Regions from separate parts of the Homo sapiens genome. Here region 1 is linked to region 2. Evidence: chromatin loops called from intact Hi-C (ENCODE). Cell type or tissue: MCF 10A. All regions are shown on one strand. Each heading gives the region's core, and the rest is flanking DNA. Links, peaks and the distances in the headings are about the cores only. Region 1 overlaps HACL1 (2-hydroxyacyl-CoA lyase 1). Region 2 has its middle 46 kb from the start of SH3BP5.

Region 1 (9,498 bases), core at 3,013-8,012, 180 kb after region 2:
GGACTGCCTGGTGCCCTACCCTACTGTGGCTGAACTCGAAGACAAAGTCCTCTTTACTCTTCCCTCTCCTTAGGCAGAAGGAACGAGTCTCTCCTAGAGCTGCGAGCTGCACTGCCTGGGGCAAGGGAAGGGGTGGTATAAACACTCCCTTGGCCACCCCGGCTGGTATCTCACTGGACTGTGTGCCCCTGAAGTCTACTGGCTCCAAGCCCAGCACAGCATCAAGACTTGCCCAGGAATTGAAGTCCTTGTGGCTTAGACTGTCTTTCAAGTTTATTTAGGACTCCAGAGTACTTTAGCCCTTCTGGCTAGGAGTGGTCTAAATGCTCCCTCCATGGACACCAGCTGAGTTCTGCCTCATGATGCTTTCTGCTGTGACACAGCAGCACTAAGTTCCAATGCAAAGTCCCACAGTTACGGCACTCTCCCTCCCCTAAATGCACAGATTCTCTCCATGCCACACAACCACTGCTGGGGCATGGGGGAGGGGTGGCATCAGCAATTCAAGACTGTCTTTCCTACCCTCTTCAGTGCCTCTTTCAGTGATAGGAAGTTAAAAACAGGTACTGTGATTTCTCACCTTATTTTTGCTTCTTATGAAGGTGCTTTATTGTGTGGATAGTTAATTTGGTGTTTCTGCAAGGATGATGATTGGTGGAGGCTCCTATTCAGCCATCTTGCGCCACCTCCTCCCTCTTTTCTGGTCTGAGATTTTGAAGGTGAAGACTACAGAGGAGCAGCTTTCTCAATATGTTTGCCTTTGTCATTGGTCTCAGTGCTATGAAGGAAGGTGGTTTAGGCAACAAGTAATTGACTAGCATTTCAACTAGCCCTGACTGGGGGTTAATTGCCAATAAGTCACTTGTTATTGCAGGTGACCACAAGCCCCAACTTGGAAATGGTAGTAGGTATTCTTTTTTGATCTTGTCATGTATTTCAACCCTGCAGCCTCAGTAACTCCTAATAGGGAGGTTTTCTTGTCATCTTTTACTCCCTCCTGAAGGAGGAAAGTAGATAAATGACGTGCTGATTCTAAAACACCTAGAAGGAAAATGGTGCGTGCCCACCAATGCCATTTAGCCTTGTTTTGGAAGTACTTGCCAATGCCACTAAATAGCAACAAAACAGATTAATATCTAGAAACAAATTTAACAAAAATTGTGTAAGATCAATATAATGAAAACTTTAAAATTCCACTGACAACTAGGCCTCAATGACCCTGAAAGAACTGCCCAGCACAGGGTTAGACAATTCCCAGTGATAGCAAATGATTCACCTGCTTGAGCCTTACTGACCTTGGAGAGGTCAAACAACTCGCCTTTCATACACAAGCCAACCAATCCAGAGCTCATAACCCCAACTTCCCTCTTCATGGCCCTCTTTATGGTGCTCTCACATTCTGGGAGATTATCTCCCTACCCAATCACCCCAGGCCCGCATTCAGACAGCTAGGGACAGCCTCTACACCATTCCTGAGCATATCGACATTGTTCAAATAAACAAATCCTAAACTTGTTTACCCTGCCTCACTTCTTTCTTCCTGCAGTAATCACAATAGGGTTTTAGCCCACTAGTTCTCATTCTCTTTCTACCTGAGACCTCTTCTTGGGAACTCTGAGTAATAACTATTTTTTCAATACCAACAGTCTCCTGATATGTTGGCCTTACCGAATATTTTCTGTTAACACACTATATTTTAAAATACACTGTAATTAAAATATCAGATTTTTTTGCTACTAAGGTTAATATGGAAAAATCATCAAGTGAAAATAACTGCTGGGCCTGGTGGCTCATGCCTGTAATCCCAGCACTTTGGGAGGCCAAGGCGGGTGGATCACCGAGGTCAGGAGTTCGAGACTGGCCTGACCAACATGGTGAAACCTCGTCTGTACTAAAAATACAAAAATTAGCTGGGTGTGGTTGCAGGCACCTGTAATCTCAGCTACTAGGGAGGCTGAGGCAGGAGAATCACTTGAACCCAGGAGGAGGAGGTTGCAGTGAGCCGAGATTGCGCCATTGTACTCCAGCCTGGGCAACAGAGGGAAACTCTGTCTCAAAATAAACAAATAAAATAACCATAAAAATTCTGAAACGCAAGAGTAATGTAGGGTGGTGTGGAGAGGGGATGGATGGAGTGGCTGATGGAGGGTAGGGAGCCAGGGATGGCACTACGAACCATTAAATGGTTTGATGAATGTAGTGGATATAAATCTCAGTCCACAACAGTGTGAAAGAAATATTTATTTTCAGTAATTCTATCTAATTTTAATTTTGACCTTCATTTTGCCAGGGTGGAAATAAAACTTCAGTCATTTTAGGGCCTCACGATCACCAGCCCCCCATCCCCAGCATTGCTCTAAGAACCGCTGGGCTTACTTAATACCCAGGCATCAGGGTGGACCTCTGATCCTTGGTAGTTCATCCATTCACCCTGCATCCTTGTTTAAAATTGTCTGCTATAGCTTTTGTGATATAAACCCTTCCTGGATTACTTCCTTCCCAAAACAAGATGGTGAGGGAGATGGGAATTTAGCTCACCGTGAACACTGAGTTTGTGACAGGGGTGCACCCCAGGTGCGGCAGGAACATTCAGAGAAAGGAAGGCTTCATGGAAGAGTGGACTGTTGAGCTGGGCCTTGAAGCATATAGCCAACTCCACACGGCAAAAATGGGTGGGTGTGTACAGAGCATCACAGCAGAAACAGCACAAGCAAAGCTGGGGCTGAGGTGAAACCAGGTCTGACTTCTTGAGTCTAACTTGACTGTGCAATGGGGAGGCAATTCCTGCAAATATGGAGGGACGAGGGAAGTGAGCCTTGGGAGTGAACTACATGGCTGTAGATTAGCCACTCCACAGAGCAGGCTCCAGCAACCACTGCATAGAAGGAAAATCATGGATCTTGCCATCTCTGCAGGTATTTCTAGGCCCTGAATCAAAATTTAAAGTGGTTCCTTCAAACTTTGAAACAGGAGATCCAGGAGTTTCTATGTGTTCCTTTCATAGCTCCCTAAATGGAAGAGTGACCATACAACCTGGATGTGCCATGGGTTCACTGGCCAGCTAGCGCCTCTTCTAAAAGAGAGGGCCCTGGAAGGGAGGGAAGATTCAAGATAATCTAGCAAAAGCCAGAGGCAATCCTGCCAGTCAGATCAGAATCCAAGGCATACACTTTTATCTCCATCTCTTCCCAGAGTAAAGTTTATAGGATTGTCAATTTCTTCTTTCCACATTATTCCATTTATTCAGATTAGCAGCAGCAAATGCAACCAGAAAACACCAGATAATTTACACTTCATCTGTATTTTACTCTCTGTAATAGTCAGTAGTCAGTTTTCTTGGGGTTTCTCAGTCATAATTCCCATCTGGAATGTAACTGGTTTCCTACTTTCTTTCTTCTTTTTTTTTTTTTTTTTTTTTTTTGAGGCAGAGTCTCACTCTGTCACCCAGGCTGGAGTGCAATGGCTTGGCTCACTGCAAGCTCCGCCTCCTGGGTTCACGCCATTCTCCTGCCTCAGCCTCCCAAGTAGCTGGGACTACAGGCGCCCGCCACTACGCCCGGCTAATTTTTTGTATTTTTAGTAGAGACGGGGTTCCACCGTGTTAGTCAGGATGGTCTCGATCTCCTGACCTTGTGATCCGCCCGCCTCGGCCTCCCAAAGTGTTGGGATTACAGGCGTGAGCCACCGCGCCCAGCCTGGTTTCCTACTTTCTTAAAACAGTCATATGATGTTCTACTGTAATCACTTTACATTTGCATTATTTCAGAGTCATGGGCTGCTTCTTCATTGGCATGCACTGCTTCCCCACTGCCTAACTGTCTTGAAAATAAAGGAACAAAAACAATTTGGGATTAAATATAATTTTCCATTTCATTTTCTTTTTCCTTCAGTGTCCAAAAGTCCTACCATTTTCTTGCAATGGATTTGAGACTTTTTTTCCCTATGGCACATACACTCACTTCACAAAATAAGCTGAGCTACTTCAAAGTAGCATGTATGAAATAACTGTAGAACATCTCCACTGAGCTATTGTTAACCATCATGAGTTCCCATTTAACACGTAGTTAGTGAACTCTTAAAGAGTACTATGGCTATATAGAGAAGTGAAAATACACAACCCCTGATCTCCAGGAAATGTCTAATTTACTTGAAGTAAGACCCAGTCACTTGAGAAAAGGGAAACCACTATGTCTACTTTCACATTCACCGCTAAGCAGGGATTCCAAGTGGTGTTCTCTTCTCTAAATTCTCACCTTCCTAAAATGCAGTGGCACTTATTGAGTGCCTTTTATATGCCAGGCATTGGGCTAGGAGCTTCTGGGTGGCTTTCTGAATCCCCAAATAACCCCATGAAATATGAAAGATTTCTGGAAAGACTATTAGTAGAGAAAGTAACCTAAGAAACCATTTCACTTTGGGAGGTTGAAGTGGGAGGACAGCTTGAGCCCAGGAGTTTGAGACCAGCCTCGGCAACAGTGTGAGACCCATCTCTACAAAAAACTTTAAAAATTAGCCAGTTGTGGTGGCATGTACCTGTAGTCCTAGCTACTTGGGAGGGTGAGGTGGGAGAAGTATTTGAGCCCGGGAGTTCGAGGCTGCAGTAAGCTATGACTGTGCCACTGTACTCCAGCCTGGGCAACATAAGAATACGCTGTCTCAAAATAATGATAATAATAATAAAACTCATTTCCCATTCATCTCCTCAACCCTGGATTCTGGGTTTTTCTAAATTAAGAAAACTGCCATAATCTTTCGAAGCTCAGTTTTTATGAGGCAATTGGATATTATTAACACATATAATAGGATCACATAAGAAATTCATTATTAAACTAGGGGCTACAAAATATTCTATCAAATATCTATCAACCAATAGATTCATTTTAGAGGGGTATTTTCAATATTTTATCCTTCTAAGGAAAATCTTCTATGAGGAGATTAATTTCAAGATCATTTTTACTAAATAAGCAGTCAATGGACTCTGTCAATTAGTGCCCCTGGACTAATGTGGTCTTTATACACTTAGACTGACCTCTGCTGGACAGTCTAATAACCTGTCAGCATTTTTTTTTTCTCTGAGAGTATGATTAGGAAAGGGGCATTTTCCCCAAATTTTATCTAGTATTTAGTAACAAATTTACACAGTTCAACTTACAAATATTAATCAAGCCCTCTACACCACCTAATGGCAAAATCTTATATTGCATTCGGCTGCCAGAGGTGTGTCCGGAGGCAGAGTGGGAGGAGACTGATGAGGTTACATGAACTATCCAGTCTGAATGCTCCTTTTCATAGTCTCTTCCTCCTGTGCAGGACATAAGAATACCTGAGAAATGAGGCTGCTTCCACGAGCCTGTCAGGGGCCAAGTCACAGTATCTTCTGGGTTCACCCCTAAAACTGAAGTCTACCACTTCATGGTGGTCACTTGTGCCTAAACTAGCCAGTGTAGACAAGTCTGATATGGGTGGTGCAAACAAGCTGAATTTTGATATAAAGTCCTATGCTTCAATTTATGTAAAACTGCAGATAAAAAACACGAATGACCCTGAAAATAAGTGATGCTTTTCCATTTCAAATATTCTTTTAAAATAGTGCCTGCTTCTGATAATAAAAATTACATAATTATTTTTAAAATTCTATAAAGGAAAAAATTAAATAAAAATTGCCTACAATTCCATCTACCAAGTTGTATTACAATTTTAGTTTATTTTGTGCCCATCTCTGTTCTGTAAGCAAGCAGGTATGCATGATTATGGTTATTTCCTTACTTCACTCCATTTCATTTTGTAGCTTGCCCTTTTCACACGTTGTATTGTGATTATTTTTCAATTAATAAATAATACAATTTTTATTTTATGATGATAGACCATCACTTATGTAACCAATGTCCTACTATTAAACATTGGAATTGTTCCTAAATAAAACTACGCTACATGGCCTTTTATATAAATATTTGACCAAATATTTTATTATTTCTTCAGGATATATTCCCAAATAAGCTCAATGGGGCCTGGCACAGTGGCTCATGCCTATATTCCCAGCACTCTGGGAGGCAGAGGCAAGAGGATAGCGTGAGCCCACGAGTTTGGGACCAACCTAGGCAACATAGTGAGACCCTGTCTCTACAAAAATAAAATAAAAGAGTAGCCAGGCATGGTGGTATGCGCTTGTAGTCCTAGCAACTCGGGAGACTGAGATGGAGAGATCACTTGAGTCCAAGGACGTCAAAGATGCAGTGAGCCGTGATCATGTCATTGCACTCTAGCCTGAGCAACAGAGCAAGACCCTGTCTTGAAAAAAAAAAAAAAAAAGCTCACGGGGTCAAAACTTACGCGGTATGAACATTTTTAAGACTCCAAATACCTGCAATGCTAGAATTACTCTACAGAAATGTACCAACTTCAACTTCCATCAGCAGCATAGGAGTCTCCATTTTCACTTCCACTTCACCAAAATTCAGATTAATTTAGAAAGTTCTTTGCCAAGTGGATAGGCCAGGAAAAAAAAAGGGATTTTCAGTATAACTTACATATTCATATTCATGCTTTTACTGAGCATTTATATTTTTTCTGTGAATTGTACATTCACGCCCTTTGCCCATTTTTCTACTGGCACCTTAATATTTTTCTTATATATAAGAGTTCTTTATATTTTTATTTTTTTATTTTTGAAAGGGAGTCACACTAAGTCTGTTGCCCAGGCTCAAGAACAGTGGCGGGATCTCGGCTCATTGCAACCTCTGCCTCCCAGGTTCAAGCGATTCTCGAGCCTCAGCTTCCTGAGTAACTGGGATTACAGGAGTGTGCCACCATGCCCAGCTAACTTTTTTATTTTTAGTAGAGACAGGGTTTCACCATGTTGGCCAGGCTAGTCTTGAACTCCTGATCTCAAGTGATCCACCCGCCTCAGCCTCCCAAAGTGCTGGGATTACAGGTGTGAGCCACTGTCCCTAGTCTGAGTTCTTTATAGATTAAGGTTAACTCTGTTGGTCTAAATGTGGTATGCTTGAACTTAGGTCGCTAGTCCAAATATATCCTGAAATTATTAGTTTGGGTGTGATGTGACTTTGCCTTTGGCTCAGTAAATTCCTTCCAGGAAAAAAAAAAAACAACCTCATAAAATATAGGACCAGCCCCATTAAATACTGGTGACACTTAGGTACTGAGTGGTCAAAAAATAAAATAGGAAGCAGAAAGAGCCTATGTATCTCAACTAACTGAACATGTCTCTACATTAGACAATTCTTACAGCTTTTTTCTTCAATTTTTAAAAGACAGGTAACTGCCTTAGTCTGTTTAGTGTTGCTATAAAGGAATATTTACTAAAGCTAAGTAACTTGTTTTAAAAAGAGGTTTATTTAGCTCACAGTTCTGATAGCTGGAAGGTTCAAGACTGGGCATCTGATGAGGGCTCAGGCTGCCTCCACTCATGGGGGGAGCCAGTGTGTGCAGAGTCCACACAGGGAGAGAGAAAGCAGGAGAGAGGCAGGGAAGGTGCTAGGTTCCCTGCGGGGTGCTAGATTCCCTTTTTGTTTTTGTTTTTTTTTTGAGACGGAGTTTTGCTCTTGTTGCCCAGGCTGGAGTGCAGTGGTGCAATCTCGGCTCACCACAACCTCCACCTCTTGGGTTCAAGCGATTCTCCTGCCCCAGCCTCCTGAGTAGCTGGGACTACAGGCATGTATCACCATGCCCAGCTAATTCTGTATTTTCAGTAGAGATGGGGTTTCTCCATGTTGGTCAGGCTGGTCTCGAACTCCCGACTTCAGGTGATCTGCCCACCTCAACCTCCCAAAATTCTGGTATTACAGGCATGAGTCACTGTGCCTGGCCACTAGGTTCCTTTTAACAACCAGCTCTAGTGGTAACTAATAGAGGGAGAGCTCATTACCCTGAGAACTCATCAAACATTTCATGAGGGATCCATCCCCATGACGCAAACACCTCCCATTAGGCCCTACCTCCACCACTGGGGATCAAATTTCTACATGAGGTTTTGGGGAACAAACATCCAAGCTATAGCAGTAAAATAATATTGATATGTAAATCAACATTTAGGCAGTTACAATGCTATTATGTAATAAAAGCTCTCCATTCATCTGTAAGTAGTTTTGTGGCAGAATAACTTTTTCTGTTACTTTTTCTAACTTTTTCTGTTTTTAATCAATTCCTTTACTGTAAAATGTCATTTTAAATGTTTATTTTATTTTGCACAATTTTAACAGTAGAGTAATTTTGCTGTGGAAAATAAAATTTCATCTTGCAAGAAAGAGAAAACTCAAGACCACCAACTGGCGTCTTTATTTACATATTAGAGCGGGTCAGCCAATGAAAATCCTAGAAAAAGAAGACAACAAACATTCAGTCAAAAGAAATGATTGTCTCAAATTATATCCTCATTGTTTCACTTGTTCTAAAACCTAAAAGTCCTACACAATGGTGGCAAAATGAGGTTTGTCTTTGTTCTGGTGCTTTTCCCAAAAAGGACCTAAAAACCTATTAGTGAATCTTCCTGCTGTGTCCTATAAAACAACCTAAAATGGCATTCTGGGTCCTCTTCCATTCACAGTAATCAGAGCACAAAAACTATAGTCTAAAAGAACCAGAAGTACACTCAGAAGGAGAAGGGAGATGAAGGAGGCCCACAGAGGGCTGAGCTCCCAGGTCTGAGGACATGAGTAGGAAGAACTGTGCACGGAAGTCTTTTCCAGAACTAACACCATCCTATACATATGGCCTGGACACAGGCACAGATATAGGCATTCCCATATTGAGGCAGGAAGTGGCCAGCCTACACTGAGAATCAATGATAAATGGCAGACGGACAGAAAGACAAAAATCAACAGTTTGGAAAGTATAATGTATGTAAATTCCACTGGAATGAAAATAAATAATTTCAAAGTGATAAATGTAAGAAATATAAAAATAATCCTCATAGAATTGTAAAAGAGGAAGACGAGAACTCATATTTCTCCAGCAATATCCAGCAATATCCAAACAAAATTCATAGAGAAACTGTAGAACAGATCATTGGAAGCAAATCAATAGCATGAACTCACTAGCAGAGATGACAGAATTTGTTAGGGCTTTTCTGTGATTAACATAGGTCTCAAGATGATGATGATGATTATTATTATTTTGAGAGACAGTCTCACTGTCACCCAGATTGGAGTGCAGTGGCACAATCTTAGCTCACTGCAACCTCCACCTCCTGGGTTCAAGTGATTCTCGTGCCTCCACCTCCTGAGTAGCAGGGATTACTGACATGCACCACCATGCCCAGTTAATTTTTGTATTTTTAGTAGAGACAGGTTTCACCATGTTGGCCAGGCAGGTCTCAAACTCTCAGCCTCAAGTGATCCGCCCACCTTGGCATCCCAAAGGGCTGGGATTACCGTGCCCAGCCATCAAGATTATATGTATTCATTAAGCTTCTTACAGTGGCTTTAGTTTCCCCAGGGCTCTGATGGCCTGATGCCCGGAGGAGGGTGTTTTTGGTTACCA
Region 2 (10,972 bases), core at 2,897-7,896:
CCCCATCTCCAAAAAAAATAACAGAATGTGGAAAGGCAGGAATAGCCATAGACAATATCCGGGTATAGTTATTAGGAGGAAGTGAACAGGCAAGAATGTGGTACCTGAAGGTCAAGTTTTAGAATTCAGACATGTCCCACCAACAATAATCAGCAGTGCTGGGGGGGTGTCACAAATTCCATCTGGAGGAGCCCTTTTTCTCTGGTCTTCCCAACAAAACTAGCCCAGAGGAGAATCTCATCTCCTGCCTCAGAGGAACAGCTGAACGAAGCTGAGCACCCCCTCTGGGAGGTCAGAAAGTCTTCTGTTCAGGCAGAGAAGCCTAGAAACCAGAGGCTCCCATTCCACTCTCAGGTCAGGAGCTGTATTAGTCAGCTGGAGCTGCCATAACAAAATGCCATGGCCTAGGTGGCTTTAACAACAGAAATTTGTTTTCTCACACTTCTGGAGGCTGGAAATCCAAGAGGAAGGCAGGTTTGGCTTCTCCTGAGGCCCTCTCCATGACCTGCACACAGTCTCCTTCTGGCTTTGTCCTCGTTTGGCCTTTTCCCTGTGCATGTGCATCCCAGTGCATCTTCCTCTTTTATAAGAATGCCAGTCGTGGAGGATTAGGACTCCACCCTTATGCACTCATTTAATCTTAATTACCTCTTTAAAGGGCTCATCTCCAAATAGAGTCATGGGGGATGGGAGGTTAAGGCTTCAATTTATGAACAAGGGATACAATTCAGTCCATAACAGGAGCCCAGTTGATATCTCCAACTCTGAGAGTAAACAGAGGCCTTTTTTTTTTTTTTTTTTGAGAGTCTTGCTGTGTTGCCTAGGCTGGAGTGCAATGACATGATCTCGGTTCACTGCAACCTCTGCCTCTCGGATTTAAGAGATTCTCCTGCCTCAGCCTCCGGAGTAGCTGGGATTACAGGCACCTGCCACCAAGCCTGGCTAATTTTTATATTTTATTTTTAGTAGAGATGGGGTTTCACTGTGTTGGCCAGTCTGATTTTGAACTCCTGACCTCAAGTGATCTGCCTGCCTCGGCCCCCCAAAGTGTTGGGACTACAGGCGTGAGCCACTGCGCCTGGTCCAGAGACCTGACTTTTTTTTTTTTTTCCCAAGCCAAACTGTATCCAGCTTTATTAAAGATACTTTCCATAAACAATCATGGTATTTCAGGCAGGACGTGGGCAGACAATCGTTAACAGTATACAACAACTTTCAAACTCCCTTCTGCAATGGACTACCAAAAATCAGAAAGCCACTATAAACCCAATGAAGTCTTCATCTGGTGCTCTGAACAGGGAAAGTTTAGAGTGAGGGTTGACATTTCACATTTAGCATGTTGTTTAACAACTTTTCACAAGCCGACCCTGACTTTCAGTAAGTGAAAATGGCAGAATTTATCTGAAGATCCACAATCTAGAAATGGAACCACTGCTCTTTTGACAGGTGCCATCTCAGTGGCATCACTGGAAAGTCCAGATTGCCTGACACACTGGTAACCAACGACTAGGGGTCAGGTCCCAACAGATGTCTGGGCTTAAGGGAGTTAAGTCTATGCTGAAAGATGGAAAGGGAGAAGAAGAAATAAAAACAAATTTGTTTTTCCATACCACAAGGCTTTTGTGCCAAGGTGGCCATGTGTGTCAAAGTCAGGGAATCCCTCCTCCTGGGAGCCAAGAGGAAGTCTCTCAAAACTAGAAGGGAAAGGTGTTTTCTCCACATCGATCCAGCTTTGGAGACATTCTATTAGTGACATATGCCCCTTCCCCCCAAAACAATGAAGTGTTCTGTGTGCTAACAACATACCTTTAAAAAAAAAAAAGTAAAACAAAATTCTGCATCTTTATAAAACTTGATAAAAAATAGTATTTCAAGGCCGGTTGCAGTGGCTCACGCCTGTAATCCCAGCACTTTGGGAGGCCGAGCGGAGCAGATCGCGAGGTCAGGAGATGGAGACCATCCTGGCTAACACGGTGAAACCCTGTCTCTACTAAAAATACAAAAAATTAGCCGGGCATGGTGGCGGGCGCCTGTGGTCCCAGCTACTCCGGAGGCTGAGGCAGGAGAATGGCGTGAACCCGGGAGGCGGAGCTTGCAGTGAGCCGAGATCGCGCCACTGCACTCCAGCCTGGGCGACAGAGCGAGACTCCGTCTCAAAAAAAAAAAAAAAAAAATTGTATTTCAAACTGTACAGTCACCAGAAGTACACAGCTATCAAAAATGCACACACTTCACTTGGCATCTCCAGCACCTTCAGCTTTCTGTGACTGGTCTGTTTTGGCATCTCCATTTTCTGCAGGGTTATTCCCCTCCTTGCCAGCATCAGCCTTTCCCTTTTTCCCTTTGGGTACCTTCTCTCCCTTCTTTGCAGAGGCCTTTTTAGGCTTGGGCTCTGGCTTTGGAGGAGCAGGTTTAGCAGACAACCTAGCGGATCTTCTCTGCGGTTCGTCCTTCACCTTGGCTTTATCTCCTTTAGCATCTCCTTCAGCCTTTCTCTTGGGCATGGTGGCCGCGGCGATGGCGACGGCGGCGGGACGTAGGTGCTGGACGCGGGACACAGCGGCGCACGGGCTTTGGTCGGTCCGGGGGTCGTTCTCACCTCTTCTTCATACTGCTCCGATATCTGACTTTTTAAAGCCCTGGTCAGGAATATGCTGAGTCACCCCTGACTCCCACCTCTAGTTGTAACTTACATTGGTTTGTTCTTCCATTTACTTATATCACAAGTATTTATTGAGTTCCAATTATGTGCCCGGCACTATATCAGTACTGGGGACATGGATGTTGACATTGGACAGGTGACTGCAGTGCCATATGACAGAGGCATGCTCACAGCGCTTATGGTCAGGCTGTTGGTGGGATGCCCTGCAAGCAAAGACACCAGACAAGGCTTTCTAGAGGACATGCGATGGGAACCCAGTTCTGAAATACAAGGCAGAATTATCTGGTTGGGGAGTGGATTTGTTTAATCAGTGGGTCCCTATTTGCCTAGACTTGTACAGGAGAGGAAGGTAGAGTTTATATAAAACTTTTCTACTCCAGGTGTGGCCCACAGATCAGGAGTACTGGAATCAGCTGGGAGCTTCTCAGATAGACTCACTCTCAGAGTCCATCCCAGGCTTACTGAATCAAAAGCTACAGTTTAACAAGCTCCCCAGGGCACAGGTGAACATTAAAATTTGGGAAACACTGATGCGGTGCAATCCCATTGCTTCACAGATGGACAAACCAAGACCCAGAGAACAAGTGATTCTTTTAAGATAATACAGATAACACAGCATTAACAGGAAAGAAAGAAAAGTCTTAAATCTAAATTCAACACTCCCCTTCAGTCCGATGGATTGACACATTTCCCAGTCCACCTACAACTTTCACATCACATTATGATGCCAGATCTTTCTACCAACAAGCCCTTTGGCTATGCCTAGAGGACTCATTATTAGCTCTCACTGATCAGGTGAGAACATGGGGGCCCCAAAAACGGACCTCTATTGACACTGTTTCTGATTTGGGAGCGTTTGGGCTGCTTTGTGGGTGTCTTTTATATTCTTCATTTATTTACTTAAATGGCAGACATTGCTAATTGTTTGGGTCAGGGAATATCAAGCCTTGAGCCTGGTTTAAGGTGCTTTGAGACCCTTACACCCCTAGACACCTCACAGAAGCAAATGTAGAGACTTTCTGAAGGAAAGGGCCTTCAACATAGGCCTCATATCATTTCTACACATAGTTTTTCAAATGCAGTGTCCAGGCTGGGCACAGTGGCTCACGCCTATAATCCCAGCACTTTGGTAGGCTGAAGTGGATCACCTGAGGTCAGGAGTTTGAGACCAGCCTGGCCAACATGGTGAAACCCCATCTCTACTAAAAATACAAAAAATTAGCCAGGTGTGGTGGTGGGCGTCTGTAGTTCCAGCTACTCAGGAGGCTGAGGTGGGAGAATAGCTTGAACCCAGGAGGCAGAGTTTGCAGTGAGCTGAGATCATGCCATTGCACTCTAGTCTGGGTGACAAAAGGAGACTTTCAAACAAAACAAAACAAAAAAACCCAAAAGCAGTGTCCAGCACACAGTCGTAGATAACTCATAGAGTACAAGACTGGCAATTGGCAGGAAAAAAAGACAAATAATAGAAACAGATCTGCAAAGAGTTCAAATATTGAATTATCAGATGTAGACTTTTTAAACAAATAGCTGAATTTATTTTATTTCATTTTATTTTTCTTTTTAGATTAGGATTAACCTTGTGGAGCAGAGATAACTCATAGGCAGTACACACACAGTCAGCCTGAATTTTTTTTAAGGCAAACTTGTTGATATATTCAATGAATTGGAAACTACGAAAATCAATGTAGTCAATTTTTTTTTTTTTTTTTTTTTATCTGAGACAGAGTCTCGCTCTGTCACTCTGGCTGGAATGCAGTGGCGCGATCTTGGCTCACTGCAACCTCTGCCTCTCGAGTTCAAGTGATTCTCCTGCCTCAGCCTGCTGAGTATCTGGGATTACAGGCACATGCCACCATGCCTGGCTAATTTTTGTATTTTTAGTAGAGACAGGGTTTCACCATATTGGTCAGGCTGGTCTCAAACTCCTGACCTCGTAATCTGCCCGCCTCAGCATCCCAAAGTGCTGGGATTACAGGCGTGAGCCACCGCACCAGCCTATGTAGTCTATTTTTAAAAGAACCAAATAGAACTTCTAGGGAAAAATGTAATAACAAACATATATGCATGTGTAAATATATATATAAATGCCTACATGCTAAGTTCAGCAGATAGGTTTAATGACAAAAACTATAAAACTGAAGAGGGAAGTAGGGAATTGGGAGACAGGACTGGAGAACGTGATTCTGCTGCTGGACGGCGAGCCCCACAATTGGGGCTTAGCCCTGAAGAGTTCTCAGCTTCATCCAGGAAAGAATTCAAGGACAAGCCTGTGGTGTTAAATAGCAATCTTATTTGAATAGCACCTCTCCCTACAGAGCAGGGGTAACTCACAGGCAATGAACCCAGAGTCTGCAACGTATGGGCTGTTGGCAACTCTATCTACTTGTACCCACTTTCAATTACTTGTATATTAAGGGGCAAGCTGATGCAAATTGAGGGCCAAGTTATTTAGAAAGATCTAGTAAGTTACTACTCCTTTCCATGGCAATGACCCACAAAATTTGTCGTCATGGAAAGAGGCAGTAACTTCCGGGTCGTTGCCATGGCATTTGTAAACTGTCATGGCGCTGGCGGGCGTGTCCTATGCTAATGAGCAATGAGGGCGGCTAGGGATTGCTTTTGTCGCCATCTGCTGGTTTCCACCGGTTTCTTCACTTCATCCTGTGTGGACCATCTTTTGGTCAGCAGGACTGTGACCAGAAGACAAGTCCTGCCAGTCTCCTACCTCATTTCCAAGAGACAAAAAGATAGGATGTGCAGCGGAATAGAAAAAAGACTTAGAAAACATATTTTAAACATCTAATGAACATGTTGTCAGACACCCAGAAGGAGGAGTGAGAGAATGGGCAGTGACAAAATTGAAGATGGAGTGGCTGGAAAGAGGACCTTCACAGCACCACCCACGAGTAAGGGGCTGCTGTAAAGAGACAGAGGTGGTCGCCATGCTCCTGCAGCCCAGTGGGTTCCTTTTTGGAATCAGAGAATCAAAATAAAAGGGCCGAATTCCACCTCCAGTCTCATTCTTGGCTTCGATATTTCCCCTCCAGATGTCTTTTTATGTCTTTTTCATCTATTTCCAGTAGGTCCTTATTCTGTGTGAAAAAATTAAAAATCCGGTGTTTATTTTGGATTTCACAGACACAGCAGGCACAGTCCCTAGACAAAAATACATAACTCAGTGCTCAAGAAAGAGTTTTGTGTTTCCTGGTGCTGTGCATGTTAGAGGCACCTGGGACAGGGAGCAGATCTCTCTGGAGTCTGAGTGGCAGGTCTGCTGCCTGCAAATGTGTGGTCTGTGCACCATACGAAGGTGCCTGCTAAGAGGACAGGGTCCTGAATTCCAGCCGTGGCTCTGCTTGACAAGCTGTGTGCTCCAGCTAGGGCCTAACAGAAGGCTGCCTTCTACCAAAGGTGTTACACCAAGCTATGAGGCCTGCATTTGCCCAGAGCAGGCCCTTTTTCTGTTTTGCACAAAAGCACTCATTGATTAATGGTGTTCCACCCAACTGTCCACTGGAGAAGTATCTAACAAGAGACAAATCCATTCTCAGGTACTTCGCAAAGGCCAACCAAGGCTATGTAATGGTGTGTGTGGGGTACAGCATGGTTGTAGGGTGGCCAACTGTGGGAACCCCACACTGAGGAGTTCCCTGCCATGTGTGGCTGCTATGCTAAAGTCAAGACAGTGTCAGCAAACCCAGATGGTTGGTCATCTTACTCTTGGAGCTCCCTCAAGTTTGGGCAGCTTTTGACTGTCACTACAGAAAGGACTGAATTATTGGTGTTGCCCTTTCCCTTCCCCTGTTGTTCCCTTGCCTTGTGCTGACACTTACGTTTGTAGGGCACAGACCATGTCGCAGCAGGAGGAATTCTCCCCATACAAACTTCTATCTCTGACCTTCTGGTTGTTATACAGAAAAGTACTCATATTTTATGGCCAGGTGTGGCAGCTCATGCTTTTAATCCCAGCACTTTGGGAGGCTGAGGCAGGTGGCTCACTTGAAGCCAAGAGTTCTTTTTTTTTTTTTTTTTTTTTTGAGACAGTCTCATTCTGTCACCCAGTGGAGTACAGTGGCACAATCTTGGCTCACTGCAACCTCCACCTCCTGGTCAAGTGATTCTCCTGCCTCAGCCTCCCAAGTAGCTGGGACTAGAGGGATGGGCCACCATGCCTGGCTAATTTTTGTATTTTTAGTAGAGACGGGGTTTTGACATGTTGGTCTGGAACTCCTGAACTCAGGTGATCAACCTGCATCGGCCTCCCAAAGTGCTGGGATTACAGGCGGAAGCCACCATGCCCAACCAGCCTGGGCAACATAATGAGACCCCATCTTACAAAAAGTAGTAAAAATTAGCTGGTGTGTGCTTGTAGCCCTAGCTACTCAGGAGACTGAGGTGGGACAATTTCTTGAGCCCAGCAGTCAAGGCTGCAGTGTGCTATGATTGCACCACTGAAATCCAGCCTGAGTGCTAGAGCAAGACCCTGTCTCTGTAACAACAACAACAAAAAACTAAATGAAAATATTTTAGGCCAGGCGCGGTGGCTCACCCATGTAATCCCAGCACTTTGGGAGGCCGAGGGGGAGTGGATCACGTGAGATCAGGAGTTCAAGACCTCGCCAGTATGGTGAGATCCCCGTCTCTACTAAAAATACAAAAATTAGCTGGGCGTGGCGATGCGTGCCTGTAGTCCCAGCTACTCGGGAGGCTGAGGCAGGAGAATCGCTTGAACCCGGCGGGGCAGAGGTTGCAATGAGCCGAGATCACGCCACCGCATTCCAGCCTGGGGGACACAGTGAGACTCTGTCTTGGAAAAAAAAAAAAGAAAATATTTTATGGTACTGAATTTCTTGCCAGTGTATTTTTCTGTACATATTTTTATATAGTTCAGAACAGATTGTATAATTTTATATCTAGCTTTTTTAAACTTAACATTATAATGTGAACATTCTATTAAAATGTTGAAAACTTTTTTTCTTAGACACAATGTTCATTGACTATATTCTGTTCCATCATATGGCTATATCTTAGCTTGACCCCCCTACCAGTCATCTAGACTGGGGCAACAAACTTTTCCTTAAAGGTCCAGATAGCCAGGCGCGGTGGCTCACACCTGTAATCCCAGCACTTTGGGAGACCGACGCAGGATGATCACTTTGAGTCCAGGAGTTTGAGACGAGCCTGGGCAACATAGCAACACCCCGTTTCTCTAAAAAAAAAAAAAAAAAAAAAGAAAACAAAAACAAGATCCAGATAGTAAATATTTTAGGCTTTATTGGCCAGATAGTCTCTGCCCTTGTAGCATGAAAGGAGCCATAAGCCATAAACAATACATATACGGGTGTGGCTGTATTTAACACAACTTTACCAGAATAAAAGGAGGACTAGATGATTCTCTGGGTCATGTAACAGAGTCCAAAGAGTGTACTACTCACTGCATGACATTTAATAAGTCAAGAGACAAGGGGTTGAGGCAAGGAAAGTGACTTTTATTCAGAGAGCCAGCAAACCAAGAAAATGGAAGAGTAGTGTCCTGAAGAACCATTTTTAAGTCAATACAAATTTCAGGCTCCTTTTACGTGAGAGGAAGGGGGAAGAGGGAGGGAGTTGAGGTCAAGAAGTGGCCAGTGATCACATCTGGGTGGTGGCAAGGGTCCAAGGAGGTGGTGAAACTTTGTCCTTGGTCAGGTCACAGTGCTCTTATAAATCTTTAACATAACATTATTACTTGCATACATCCTCCTTATCTCCTCAGGGGTTAGTTTTGGGGGAGGCACTATTACCATCCTTGCTCTAAACTATAAACTAAATTCCTTCTATAGTTAGCTTGGCCTATGTGCAGAGATAAGCAAAAGCAGTTAACCTAAAAGATACAGGTTATCGCTGCAGGGGGGTTAGGAGCAAAATGGAGTTAGTCACGCTAGGCCTCCTTGTCACTGTTATAGCCATAGCTTGTGGATCTCTGGTTTAGACTATTTATAATGTTTGGTACTATAAATAATGCAGCTAATGAATATCTTTGTGAAGAAGTCCTTGAATATGTCAGATTATCTCTTAGGAAACAATCCTACAAATTGAGTTACTAGAACAAAAAAAAAGTATGGCTATTTTTAAGGTCCTTGATCCATAATATGGGATACAAGTCGAAGTAGCTTTCTGAATAGCCACCTAACCTTAACTCAGCATCATTCTTGGACCCTGCCCATGTCCCTGGGAATCCCTGGAACTAACATTTCTTTGGTTCTTTTTTTTTTTTTTTTAAGAGTCGGGGTCTCACTCTGCTGCCCAGGCTGGAGAACAGTGGCACAATCATGGCTCACTGCAACCTTGAATTCCTGGCCTCAAATTATACTCCCTCTCACCCTCCCGAAGTGCTGGGATTATAGGCATGAGCATCTGTGCCCGGCCACTTTTCATTAGTCCTAAGCACACACCACCAAGTTCAGTTTTCCTGAGATGCCTCCATTCTCCAGATCATTCAGCCCCTTTACAGTGGACAATTATGCTTATCTATTTCTGCTTAAATCATCTATCTATGTGCTACCTTTTCCTTCCCAACCCAATTGTTTAAAGATGACAGACTAGACCAGGCACCATGGCTCATGCCTGTAATCCCAGCACTTTGGGAGGCAGAGGCAGGAGGATCTCGAACCCAGGAGTTTGAGACCAGCCTGGGCAATATAAGGAGACTCTGTCTTTACAAAAATAAAATTAGCCACACATGCTGGCACACACCTTCAGTCCCAGCTACTTGGAGGCTGAGGTAGGAGGATTGCTTGGGCCTGGGAGGCAGAGGTTGCAATGAGTCATGATCAGGCCACTGCACTCCAGCCTGGCAACAGAGGGAGACTTGCTTCAAAAAAAAAAAAAAAAAAAAGACAGACTAAGCATGTGTACCTAGTTAGGATCCTTCTGGAAACCCCACGAAAATGACAGCAAAAGGATATTTTTATCACATAAACCCCATACAACTGATTAAATTTGGGAGAACATTAGAAACAAGGACATTCTATCATTTGCAACAACATGGGTGAACCTGGAAGATATTATGCTAAGTGAAATAAGCCAGATTCAGAAAGACAAATACCACATGATTTCACTTATACGTGGAATTTTAAAAAGTTGAACTCACAGCAGCAGAAAGTAGAATGGTGGTTACCAGAGGCTGGGGGAGGAGAGGAGTAGGGGAGATGTTGACCAAAGGGCACACATTTCAGTTAGCCAGGGGGAATACGTTTTTGAGATCTACTGTACATGGTGACCATAGTCAATAATAATGTATACTTTGAAGGAGCATCTGGAATTTTACCCCCAGATATGGCTCCCTGGTATAATGAGTATTTTGAATTAAATGTCCTTAGCAATCAACAGATGCTAGAAGAAACCTTTTCCCTATCTACATAAAGACCTAAGGGATCCACCAAGGAAAACAATTACTAAGTTTTTATTCCATTTCTCCTATTAATCTGCATTTGGTGAGTGATTTTTTAGTTATTCTTCAGAGGGCAAAGGGGAAGTTTGTTCCTGGCCCCTACAGTTTCAAAATTGTAAAAATAATAACAATAATGAATTTTTTAAATTACACATTTATTTTTACTTTTTTTTTTTTTTATTAGAGACAGGGTATTGCTATGTTGCCCAGGCTGGTGTCTGGAACCCCTGAATTCCTGGGCTCAAGCAATCTTCCTGCCTTGGCCTCTCAAAGTGTTGGAATTACAGGTGTGAGCCACCATGCTTGGCCAAGAATAGATTTTACATGTTCTCAATACAAAGAAAAAGAAGTATGTGAGGAGTGTGATATGCTAATTAGCTTCATATAATCATTCCACAATGTATACATCTATTACTATCAAAACATCATATTTATCCCATATATATATTATTTGTCAATTAAAAATGTAAATTTTCATTTAAAATTTTGAAGGGCTAGAAAACAGGATAAATAGCAACTGACTTAGCAGGCTTGTGAAGCTGAGTCTTAAGCCAGCAGGGATGAAAGTCAAGAAGCAACTCAACTTGCATTGAGACTCCCATAGAGTTTTGTGACCAGGCTTTGGTAGTACCAGCTACGTCTAGTATAAGTGGGGGTGTGTATAAGACTGAATACAGGAGAATTGGTTGGAAGTCAGTAAGAAGAAGTTAGAACCCTAAATCTCTCCTGCAAGTCCACACAGCCAGACTGTACATCCCCCACCCCAGAATAAGACTGTAAGTTGAAAACAAAAGGTCTCTGGATAAAGGGTTACCAGGCAAAATTAGGGTTGAGGTACTATACTGAAAACAATATCATACTGGAAGATTATTTTC

Evidence for each region. Peaks named below come from ENCODE experiments on the same cell type or tissue, not always from the same donor. Only the 100,000 strongest peaks of a DNase experiment are listed, where the experiment ranks them.
Region 1: a loop joins it to region 2, with 14 times the contacts of the local background. A loop is called at or near these places in 4 of 110 quality-filtered maps.

Annotation. Positions count from the first base shown.
Region 1 is chr3:15,552,567-15,562,064 of GRCh38, forward strand. HACL1 (2-hydroxyacyl-CoA lyase 1) reads right to left here. Exons shown (of 17, transcript NM_012260.4): 17 at 8,133-8,331. The coding sequence ends at 8,299. Among named protein-coding and RNA genes, the nearest start is that of COLQ, 36 kb to the left of the region's middle. In MCF 10A, for the core only: a CTCF peak has its summit at 5,130; a DNase peak (open chromatin) is centred at 5,215.
Region 2 is chr3:15,373,142-15,384,113 of GRCh38, forward strand. It overlaps the pseudogene HMGN2P7 and a transcript of METTL6 not described here. Among named protein-coding and RNA genes, the nearest start is that of SH3BP5, 46 kb to the left of the region's middle. RefSeq lists an enhancer at 5,357-5,556. In MCF 10A, for the core only: a CTCF peak has its summit at 5,308 (motif pointing left); a DNase peak (open chromatin) is centred at 5,250.